Linked DNA regions of Mus musculus: region 2 is linked to region 1. A link is a loop called in an ENCODE intact Hi-C map of the cell type or tissue named here. Cell type or tissue: heart. All regions are shown on one strand. Each heading gives the region's core, and the rest is flanking DNA. Links, peaks and the distances in the headings are about the cores only.

What was found. A loop is a pair of places that touch in the nucleus more often than their neighbours do. Peaks named below come from ENCODE experiments on the same cell type or tissue, not always from the same donor. Only the 100,000 strongest peaks of a DNase experiment are listed, where the experiment ranks them.
Region 2: it touches region 1 in a loop (8-fold over the local background); 2 of 42 quality-filtered maps call a loop at or near these places.

What each region holds. Positions count from the first base shown.
Region 1 is chrX:153,494,677-153,500,324 of GRCm38, forward strand. Ubqln2 (ubiquilin 2) reads left to right here and starts at 3,556. Exons shown (of 1, transcript NM_018798.2): 1 at 3,556-5,648. The coding sequence starts at 3,778. In heart, for the core only: no CTCF peak of the experiment used is centred there; a DNase peak (open chromatin) is centred at 3,435; H3K4me3 peaks cover 2,825 bases; H3K27ac peaks cover 2,806 bases.
Region 2 is chrX:153,034,288-153,039,935 of GRCm38, forward strand. It overlaps Mageh1 (melanoma antigen, family H, 1), which reads right to left and starts at 3,276. Exons shown (of 1, transcript NM_023788.3): 1 at 1,879-3,276. The coding sequence starts at 3,051. The coding sequence ends at 2,395. It overlaps 9530051G07Rik (RIKEN cDNA 9530051G07 gene), which reads left to right and starts at 3,342. Exons shown (of 4, transcript NR_040272.1): 1 at 3,342-3,407; 2 at 4,152-4,497. In heart, for the core only: a CTCF peak has its summit at 3,414; a DNase peak (open chromatin) is centred at 3,304; H3K4me3 peaks cover 1,855 bases; H3K27ac peaks cover 1,334 bases.

The sequences.
Region 1 (5,648 bases), core at 336-5,335:
TGCTGGTGAGGATGTGGAGAAAGAGGAACACTCCTCCATTGTTGGTGGGATTGCAAGCTTGTACAACCACTCTGGAAATCAGTCTGGCGGCACCTCAGAAAATTGGACATAGTACTACCGGAGGATCCAGCAATACCTCCCCTGGGCATATATCCAGAAGATGCCCCAACTGGTAAGAAGGACACATGCTCCACTATGTCCATAGCAGCCTTATTTATAAGTGCCAGAAGCTGGAAAGAACCCAGATGCCCCTCAACAGAGGAATGGATACAAAAAATATAGCACAGCTTTTAAGAACATTTCTTAGTCCCGTTGAACCTGGTAAAGAACTTACACTATACAGAAATGATTGTACTGCTCTAATATCACACAAGTATAGGTGATTCTGGTGGAGTTTTTATTACAGTCTCATTGACTCAAATCTTGCCCTCCATATATAACTATTTTTCTAGTTGTAACGGAATTTCTTCTTCTTATTATTATTAATTAACTTTCTGCCATGTGCATCCACAAAAATAAAGAATGATCAGAATTTTCTTTGCATTCTGTAGATCCACTCCAGGAAGACAATATATTTTACTAATGGATACAACCATAAATGTAGAAATGCTTAGTAAAATTGTCTGAAGATTTTAGTATACTTTCAATGCTGGTTAGCAAGTTGGCCTTTACTTCCCAGAGGAATATGAAGTTCTTGTTTCCTGCCACAGCTACTAAAAGTAATTCAGGTAATGCTTATGAAGAGCTGGCTTAGGAATTCTTTACCAACTCTGTCAAGCTCTGGAACTACACTGTCTTTCAAATCTGTACTTACTGATTTTTGTGGTGCTGGGGATAGAACCTGGGACCTTGTGTATGTTCTGGCTCAGTTCTTTTTTAGTTTGTACATGGTTTATTCCATTGCTTTCATATTGAAACAAGGTAAAATGTCTTTCTAGTATCTCACAAAAAGGAAAATGTAGCAGAAAGAGGAAAAAAAGGGGAAGAGAAAAGGATGAAGGGAGAGAAATATTGTTTGTTGGTCTTTGCTGTTTTCATTTTATGGCTGGCATGTCAGGTACCTCTTCCAGTTTTCTTTGTTGTCCTTGTTATTTGAATGTGTATTACACTAATTTTGCTATTATTGGGCATTTAAAATCTTAAAATGTATAAATTTGACTCTGAATTCATTCACATAGTACCCCATAAATCTAATGTTAATGAACTCAGACCTGCTAAAAATGAATATTCTTATTCACCACTTATTTCAATTGGCTTGGGATGGGGCCTAGAAATTTCTATCAGTATCAAGTTCCTTAAACTACATATAGGGTAATCTTGTGGTAAGTATTGAGATTATATTCTCATTATAATTATGCTTACCAATTCATTCTACTAAGAATTTCAATTTGTACTATCTCAAAAGTGTTCGGATTTCTTTAAATTTTAAGTGTTTTCTTCTTCCTCATTTTTGTTAATAGTATTTACCTTTAAGAGTCATTAACAATTCCTTGTGATATAGTATTAAATTTCTATTTATTTTCAGAAAAGTTAAACATATTTTAACAGAGGTGAGTTGTCACTATCTAAAATCAGCCATTGCTGGTAGCCTGTCATGTTTCCTTCGAGTTTAGAGACAAAGCACATTTTTACAGCTTTAACTCCAGTTCCATTTAGTCATTGTGTAGAATCCTGTACCATTTCCTCTTCCTTGTGACTAGATGTTTAGAATGACTGCCTCTTGTACATTTATTTTCTGTTAATTTTTCTTTCAGTACTAGGAATTGAACCCAGGGTCTCTTCACACACAGTACGCATGTGCTCCATCAGTGAGCAGCAGCCCAGCCCTTCTAGCTAATAGAATATTTTATATACATATGTACATATGTTTTAAATACCATAGATATTTACATTTGATGTGTGTCAGTTAATTATGTTTTGATATGTATTTAAAGCAAGTATACTTTTCATTGTACATTATATCTATATGAGCTCTTGCATATATAATGATTTTTGTACTAGTCATGGGTATAATGGCCCTGTATTTTGTTTTACACTGAGATTTATTAAGGTACTGTGACGTAATGATTTTGAAATGCTGTTAAATCATCTCTAGGTTTTTGTATGGGAAAAGGATTTTCTGTGTTCAAAGCAAGAGAAATAAATGATTTCAGAATAATTTCTTCTATAATTCAGGTTTTCTATAACAGTAATACTCCATTTTTTGTTTTCTTTATTTAATCCATAATGATTATGTTAATTTCTGCCACGACTATTGTGTGCCTGTCAATTTTTACCTTTACTCTTGTCTGAAAATAATATTTGTAGTTTTTAAAAATCATAAACGCAATGCATATTTATTCATCAAATTCACAATCTTATAAAAATAGAAAATAAGAATTATTTACAATTTCAGCTCTTACTAATAATTACCTTTATCATAATGGAGTATAGCCTTTCAGATTTTTTTCACACATACAGTCTACAAGCTTTTTGATGCTGACACCTACACACATGTATTGTTTCCATTTGTTAAGAAAACCATAAAAAATAACCCCAAATATCGTCTATTATTTTCTCCTAACTACAGTGCATTTAATGTATTTTTTAGAGACATGTAATACTACATGAATTAGCCACCATCTTTTAGACACAGGGATTATTTTATTGTATGGCAAAATCATAGTATTCCTGTCACAGACCCATTTAACTAGCTAAACGCTATTTTTTAAAATGCCACGTTGTTTATATATACTTTTCGAATTGATTATTAGGTCTTTCTAAACAAAGGTGCAAATCCTTAAAATGTCCATTTGTATTTTCAAACTGCCCCATTACAACAATTCATACTACGACTAGCATGAGAGTGCATTTTCTCGGCTCCTGGTCAACAAGGTTTAACGTTCTTTTTTTTTTTTTTATCGCTGCCAATATGATAAACCCGAAGGAAAAATCTCATTGTGTTTATTTGAATCCCTTTGATTAGGAGCGAGCCTCATCTTTTCAGAAGCCTGTTGGCCGTTTCTCGGCTTCTTTTGTAAAATGCTCGCTCCCGCCATGCCTTCCCTTCCCCCAACCGGGCGCTCATTCTCCCTTTTTGCTTTGTCAGAGTTCTTTACTATTCATTTTTCGTCCTTTGCCTGGGATCGGTTCAATTCAGGCTTTCATCCTTTCACTGCCTCCCAGATTGCGAACCCACATTCTCCATTGGTCTTTCAGTGGCTGCTAAAGAAGCTGCCTCCCTCTTCCTCCTCCTGGCCTCCTCCCTTCCCCCCTCGCCTCGCCCGCCTCGCCTTGGTCCCCTGGCTTTTCTCTCCAGCCTCCTTCCTTTTCCTTCTCTTCCCCCCTCTCTTTGTTTATTTCTCCCTCCCTCTCCCTCTCCCTCCCTCCGCCCCCCCTCCTCTGCAGGGCAGGAGTTTTGCGCTCGGCCGCGAGACGCTCGCTGGGCTGGCGCCGCGTCAGCAGGGGGCGGGGCGCGGCCGGGGGCGGGGCGGGGCGGGGCGGGGCGGGAGCGCGGGCGCCGCAGCTGCAGGAGTCGCTGGGAGTGCGCGCGGGCAGATCACAAGGCGGCGGCAGCGGAGACGGCCTGCAGGACCTGCTCTCTCAGCCCTCAGCCGAGGCCTACGCCGAGCCGAGTGCGCAGCCGACGACCGGGAGGAGCCGCAGCCTTCAACTCTGAGGTACTGTGATCCGCGCTGCCCGCCGGGCCGCCCCAGTCCGCTGCTGCGGCACCTCCTTCCCTCGCGCCCTCTTCGCTCGCCAGCGCCTTCCCTGTGAGCCTGCGTCACCGCGGCCGCCATGGCTGAGAACGGCGAGAGCAGCGGCCCCCCGCGCCCCTCCCGCGGCCCTGCGGCGGCCCCAGGCGCGGCCAGCCCGCCGGCCGAGCCCAAAATCATCAAAGTCACTGTGAAGACCCCCAAAGAGAAGGAGGAGTTCGCGGTGCCCGAGAACAGCACCGTGCAGCAGTTCAAGGAAGCGATTTCCAAACGCTTCAAATCGCAGACCGATCAGCTCGTGCTGATTTTCGCCGGAAAGATCCTGAAAGATCAAGATACCTTGATGCAGCATGGCATCCATGATGGACTGACTGTTCACCTGGTTATCAAAAGCCAGAACCGTCCGCAGGGCCAGGCCACCACGCAGCCCAGCACGACTGCGGGAACGAGCACGACGACCACGACCACCACCACGGCGGCGGCGCCGGCGGCGACGACATCATCGGCTCCCAGGAGTAGCTCCACACCTACCACCACGAATAGCAGCTCCTTTGGGCTGGGAAGCCTTTCCAGCCTTAGTAACCTGGGCTTGAACTCGCCCAACTTCACCGAGCTTCAGAACCAGATGCAGCAGCAGCTCCTGGCCAGCCCTGAGATGATGATCCAGATCATGGAAAATCCCTTTGTTCAGAGCATGCTTTCGAATCCTGATCTGATGAGGCAGCTCATCATGGCCAATCCACAGATGCAACAATTGATCCAGAGAAACCCAGAAATCAGCCACCTACTGAACAACCCAGATATAATGAGGCAGACGCTGGAAATCGCCAGGAATCCTGCCATGATGCAAGAGATGATGCGAAATCAAGACCTGGCTCTCAGTAATCTCGAAAGCATCCCAGGTGGCTACAATGCTCTGCGGCGCATGTACACTGACATTCAAGAACCTATGCTGAATGCCGCACAGGAGCAGTTTGGGGGCAACCCGTTTGCCACGGTGGGGAGCAGTTCCACCTCAGGGGAAGGTACTCAGCCCTCCCGCACGGAGAATCGTGATCCGCTGCCCAATCCTTGGGCACCACCGCCAACAACCCAGACGGCTGCGACCACCACCACCACCACGACCACAAGCAGTGGCAGTGGCTCTGGCAGCAGCTCCAGCAGCACCACCGCCGGGAACACCATGGCTGCAGCTAATTACGTGGCTAGCATCTTCAGCACCCCAGGAATGCAGAGCCTGCTGCAGCAGATAACTGAGAATCCCCAGCTGATTCAGAATATGCTGTCTGCGCCCTACATGCGGAGCATGATGCAGTCGCTGAGCCAGAATCCAGATATGGCGGCCCAGATGATGCTGAGTAGCCCGCTGTTCACTTCGAATCCTCAGCTGCAGGAGCAGATGCGTCCACAGCTCCCGAATTTCCTGCAGCAGATGCAGAATCCAGAAACCATCGCGGCCATGTCAAACCCGAGAGCGATGCAAGCGCTAATGCAGATCCAGCAGGGGCTACAGACTCTAGCCACTGAAGCACCTGGCCTCATTCCCAGCTTCGCTCCAGGTGTGGGGATGGGAGTGCTGGGAACCGCCATAACCCCTGTGGGCCCAGTCACTCCCATAGGGCCCATCGGCCCTATAGTTCCTTTCACCCCCATAGGCCCCATCGGGCCTATAGGACCCACTGGCCCTGCAAGCTCCCCCGGCTCCACCGGCACTGGCATCCCGCCTGCAACCACTGTGTCCAGCTCTGCACCTACTGAAACCATAAGTCCAACCTCGGAATCTGGACCCAACCAGCAGTTCATTCAACAAATGGTGCAGGCTCTCACTGGAGGAAGCCCTCCACAGCCGCCGAATCCTGAAGTGAGATTTCAGCAGCAACTGGAACAGCTCAACGCCATGGGGTTCTTAAACCGCGAAGCAAACTTGCAGGCCCTAATAGCAACAGGAGGCGA
Region 2 (5,648 bases), core at 385-5,384, 460 kb before region 1:
GCTTGGCAAAACCAAATGTGGCCCTCCCCTGGCACTCATGAAATACTGGAGCAACCTTTCTGCTACAGGCTCTCCTACTCCCTAGCTGACTTTCCTGGAGTTGAGGAACTGCTAAGAGGAACCTCCTATGAATTGAGCAGATTGAGTGGGTCTCTCTCCCTCTGCATGGAATTGATGGCTGGGGCTGAAAGTCACATTTCCTTTGAAGGCAGAGGCCCTGGGAGTGGGCATTGGCAAGCCATAACAGATGGCAGGGCAGCCTAGTATAAGGCAGTCTGGGGATGTGGAGAAAGAAGCAGGGTCTTGTCTCAGGTCTGCCACTTGTGTGGCTCTGGCCCAGAATGCTGTGTGCTGACCTCTCCCCTGGATTCCTTTGCTGCCTACCCCTTGAGAGGGACTGACAAACATGTGCCTTCAGGGGTGGTGACAAGCCTCTTTGATTACCTGTGCCAGGCTTCTCTGGCCCTTCCTGTGACATAGAAGCCACTCATCATCTGTGTTTGGAGCTTCTGAAACCTCGTCCACTCTGCTTCTGATGGAAGCATCCTTAGCCTGCAGACTGCTGCCTGTGTGTCCTTGGGCTTTGCATAAATCTTTTGCCATCCCGTGCTGCAGCCAGAGACTGGGCCTTGTCTCAGACAGAAGTCAGGTGAGACTCTAGTGAAGGAGGGATGAAAGTGTCTTGACCACTGTACTCTGTATGGTGTGCCTGGGCTAGGTGCCTGTCCTTCATGCTCCCTAGGAGACCCCAGTCTGTTCTTTTTATTACTTTCCTCGTGTTAATTGTGGTCAGCTCTAGAGCTGGTGAGTTGTTCTTGTACATGTTCTCAGGCAAGTCCCTAAGGAGAATGGGGAGGAGGTTCCCAGATCTCTACAGTTGTAGGTACTTCACTACCTCAAGGGAAATATGGAATAATATTACCTTGCCCCTGAAAACACAGAGAGAGAAACAGACAGGCATGCAGAAAGTCAGGCAGGCAGGCAGGCAGGCAGGCAGACAAACAGATACACACACACACACACACACACACACACACACACACTGAGTATTTTGGATTATGTGCAGAGCAAGAAACTCCAATGCTATGAAGTTACATGTCCAGTCTTCTCTCAGTATCCTTCAACATCAGAAATCCAGGTGTTTCAAAGCCCTTTTCCCATTGTCCCCAATTCACCATGAGTGTTGGTGACCTCAGTGTCACTGTCTTTTTGTAAAGTGCAACAGCCTTCTTATGATGTCCTGGTTCTCTTCCCCTCTTCTCCTGACTTTTTTCTTGTTCTGTTCTTCTCCCTTAACATACCTGAATATGTCATTGAGGAATTTCTATGTCCTGAGTATCCTTATTCTCCCCAGTGACCCTAAGTTTACTTCCCCACCCAATATTTACCTAAGGACCCCAAGGATCTTCTTAGTCTCTTCCATTTCTCTTACTGCTACTCCACAGCAGTCTATTTTTACCCTACCATCCTCTCTCAAGATAATTTTAGTGTCGTTTCTACTTCTTTATTATTTTAGAATGTTTTCAGGTCTTTGCCAATGGCTCCTGTCAAGGTCTGTTAAGTATCCAGTTCCACACTCAATACCAAGTAATATGGCCACCCTTCCTACTGTCTTCTGCATTCTAGAAATGCTCCTTGGGTTTTAAAGCATCCTGTGATACCCTCTTTTTTTCTGTTCTATTCCCCAAATGATGTCATCAGTTTGTCTTCCTTCTCCTTAGTCCCTGCCCATTCCCTACAACACTTACTGCATTTCCATTCCCCACCCCCTCCCACAATCTTGAAATTTCTTGGAAACTAGATGCTTTCTGTTAAGGACTATTCCCAGCATCTAAATTTGGTCCTCATTTAACAGGTGGACAATAAATGAACAAAACATTCTGTTTACTATGCTTTTATTTATACTATTTGCACAGTGAGCATATTTACAAATGTGTTCCATTACAAGACATCAGACACAAGGGAAAGACAGAACAAATCTGTAATCTTCTTCCACTCACACTTTACTGGTTATTCCAAACTTTCAAAGAACAGCCTCTCAGTGGTACTTTCTATCCATCACACAACATGACACAAAGACTTCATTTAATAAGGTTAGCACAGCTGTTAATATCAAATGCCAACGACAGAAAAAAATAACATAAACTTTTCCTCAAGTATATATTTAAACATATTGTGATTCTTAGTCAACAGTGTTATAAAATGAATACAAGATAACAATATCTATAGCAAACACTACTTTGCAGTTTAACAATTAGCACTGGTCACAAATACCAAATACAGTGCCCTCCCCACCCTCCACAACCTTTTGAATTCAGGACCCTGCCTATCTACTCCATGGAGCAGATACTTTGGATTCTCTTTTCCACTCCTAAGGGTTTGCCTAGGATCTCTCTATGGAGCAGAATAACCCCTAGCACCCGAATTGAGAATAGCCTCAACCTCTGCATCATCATCTGAATCCCAGTCATAGTTACATGGCCAGTCTTTGGAGCATCGGTTCCGAACTCTTGCCACAAAATGCATGACTTTCAGCTTGCTAGATTCCACGTGTGCTCGAGGGCCCCAGAAGAACTCATACTCCACTGGACTGCTGCGGGGCACTGGCTTATAAATCAGATACCCTCTGCGCACAAACTCTTCTGTAACGACCTTCTTCGGATCTCCAAAGATGCTGTGCTGCCTCCCAGGCTGCATCCCTAACTTCCCCAGCACTTTCCACACCAGGGCCTCCTTTGCGCTGTTGCCCATGATGAAGATGAGGGCTAATATGGACATTAGGAGACTTTTCTTGGTGCCCTGAAAATTGCTCCGGGTAACCGGCTTTTGCACTAGGGCAGTGCTCGAAGCTTCTGAAGGGGTACTGGAGGCCTTCTCCAGGGTGCTTGTGTCTTCCTCCGGGCCGCTCAGGTATTCTTCGGGTGTGCTCGGGGCTACAGAAGCCGCCATCGGGGTCTCTGAAGCCTCTGAGGCCTGGCTCTTGCGATTGTTGCGATTCTCTTCAGCTGCCTTTGCGTTCCGGCGGCGCCGACTCTTCCGTCCCCGAGGCATGGCTCCTGCAAAGCGATGAAAGCCTGCAGCACTTGGAGAAGGCTATTGGCAGCGTCGGAGAAAAGTGGCTATCTTACTCAGGGACGGCCGCTGAACCGCAAACGCCAGCGGAGCCTTTGTGGCAAGGAACCAGTCGCTTTCAGCCACAAAGCCCTTTCCCAGGCAAGCTGACTTGCGCAAGGAGTCGCCGCCCGCACTCCCTGTAGCGCCAAGCGCGCAAGAAACCAGAGCAGCATTGGCCCCGCCCCTCCTGCCACGCACACGCCAAACACCCAAGAGGAAGTGGGACTCTCCCGCACAGGAACTTCCGCTAGCCGAAAGGAAAAGGAGCGGGCTGCATTTTGAGTCCCACAATGGTAGTTAAGACAGCTAGGGGGCGGGGGGTTGCAGGGATTTGTCCTGCGCGCAAGAGAATGTCGGTCTTCTTTAGGCAGGTGCACACATTATCCTATTGGTTCATAGCTTTTGGCAAGCAGTGGGCCCTTCCAGTCTCACCAAAGGCGGGCTGAGAGGGGTGGGGTGGGGTGGGGGAGGGGTGCGGCGGGGCACAGGCTTGCAAGAGGTCAGCTGACCCCAGCCCTCCTTGGCTGCCTTGGCTTACACAGCATATTCACTCTCCCGCCTGGGTTTTCAGAAGGCGTTTATGTGTGGCTAATTAATTCGTGGGCCCATCAGGGACCCGAAGAATAGACTTAATGACCAAAGCGGTGGGTGAGGGGAGGCAGCAGTGCGCAGGAGACGCAGAGCCTGTACCCTGCTACGTGTTCGCCTGGTCAATTAAGCGGGGGCAGTGAGAAGATCAGGCTTAGATTTGCGCAGCCTCACGGAGGCCAGAGTACTTCCTGGCAGGCCACAGAGGAAGCAATTAGAATAAGAAGCAGCTGGATGAAAGTGAGCTGTTGCCATGGGGACTGAGAGACAGAAAGGCATTTGAAGGGAGACCACAGGCAGGCTTCAGACAATGGGTGGGAATGGGGAGCAGAGAGATGGTATGGTGCGGTTGGATCCTGGATTTCTAGGCCGGCCAGCCAGCTTACCTGCCTCGACTCGCTCCCCTCGGTGCACACTCTGAACTTTGTCCACTCCTTCTCTCTGCTCAGGTTCCTCTGCCTGAAATGCCTCCCCTCCATCCTCCACTCTCTAAGTACCACCTGCTTCTCCCAGGCAGCTTCCTCGCTCGCTCAAGTTCATTTCGGCCTGCCCCAAAGAGTAATGAGTCAGTTCCTACTCCCCCAAGGGAGGCCCCATAGCCAGGCATGCTGCTTTTCTTGTGTCATTTGAAGCGTGAACTTGCTCAGATCCTTCACCTCTCTGAGCCTGGCTTTCCCCCTTGAAAGTGGATGTAACTCAAGCACTGGCTTCAGAGTTGTGCGAATTCAACGAAAAGCCTTTACTGCCTAGTAAGCACAGATTTGCCTCTAAGTGCGTTGCAAGCAGCAGCAGCAGGTGAGAGTGGCATTTAAGAAATGCGCCTTGAGGGAATATGTGGTGGAAAGATTTTACATGTGTTCCGTTTTTGAAAAAATGGTTTGGTGTGAGTGTGTGTGTGTGTGTGTGTGTGTGTGTGTGTGTGCGCGCGCGCCCCGTGTGCTTGTGCCCTGTGTGCTGTATACACGAGGGGTTAGCAGAGGGCGTGGGACCCCCTGGGACTGAGTTAGAGGTGCTTGAGATCTGCTCGCTATGGGTGCTGGCAACCTAACTCGATTCCTCTGGAAGAGCAGCAAGTGTTCTCTTAACTGCTGAGCCATTGCTCCCGCCCCTCATATGTGCTCTCAGTTCTTGGAAGGTAAATGGATATTTTCTGCTTGTTTCACTGGAAGGGATGAAGCATGTGTTTGACAGTGTCTCAGCTGGGAATCCTACTGGGAAATTAACCCTGTGGGGCTCATAGACTTTGGCAGCTCCCAGCTTTTTGGTAGAGTTTGTGGACCAGGATATGGCCTTATCTAGCGAATGAACTCTGTGGTGGGTGATGCGTGTCACTGGCAACAGCATTGCCAGCACAACTTGACCCAGTGAGGCTCAGACACCTGTGCGCGGGTAGAAAGGAGATGCCTGCTGGAGAGAAACAGTCATTGAAATCAGAACTGGGAACAAGAGTTTGGGGCTGGTGTGTATCTGTTCCAAGCCTTTGATGAGTTTATTGAACATCCCAGTCCTCTGATTTGTTCTATACAGAAAAAGCTGATCTCTCTGGCTTGGTCTGTCCAGCTTGCTTCCTATCTCTGTGAAAGTTAATGCTAAATACTACTATATTTTCAGTCTTTCTTTTCATTCTTGAGATTATAATTGCAGCAATTCTCCCTTCCTTGTCCTCCCTCCAAACCGTCCCATAAACCCTCCCATACTGTCCTTCCAATTCAGGCTTCTTTTTTTTCCCCACTAATGGTTATTCCCTGAATATATGTATATACATATAGGTATATATTCCTAAATATAACGTGTTCAGTCTGTGCAATGCCATTTGGATGTATGGCTTGGGAGCTGATCATTTAGCACTGGACAAGCAGTTGGTGTGCTCTCCCCTTGGAAAGAGTATTTCTGCTCCCAGATGTCCTTAACCACTTGCAGTTCTTTGTGTAGGGTTGAGACCTCAT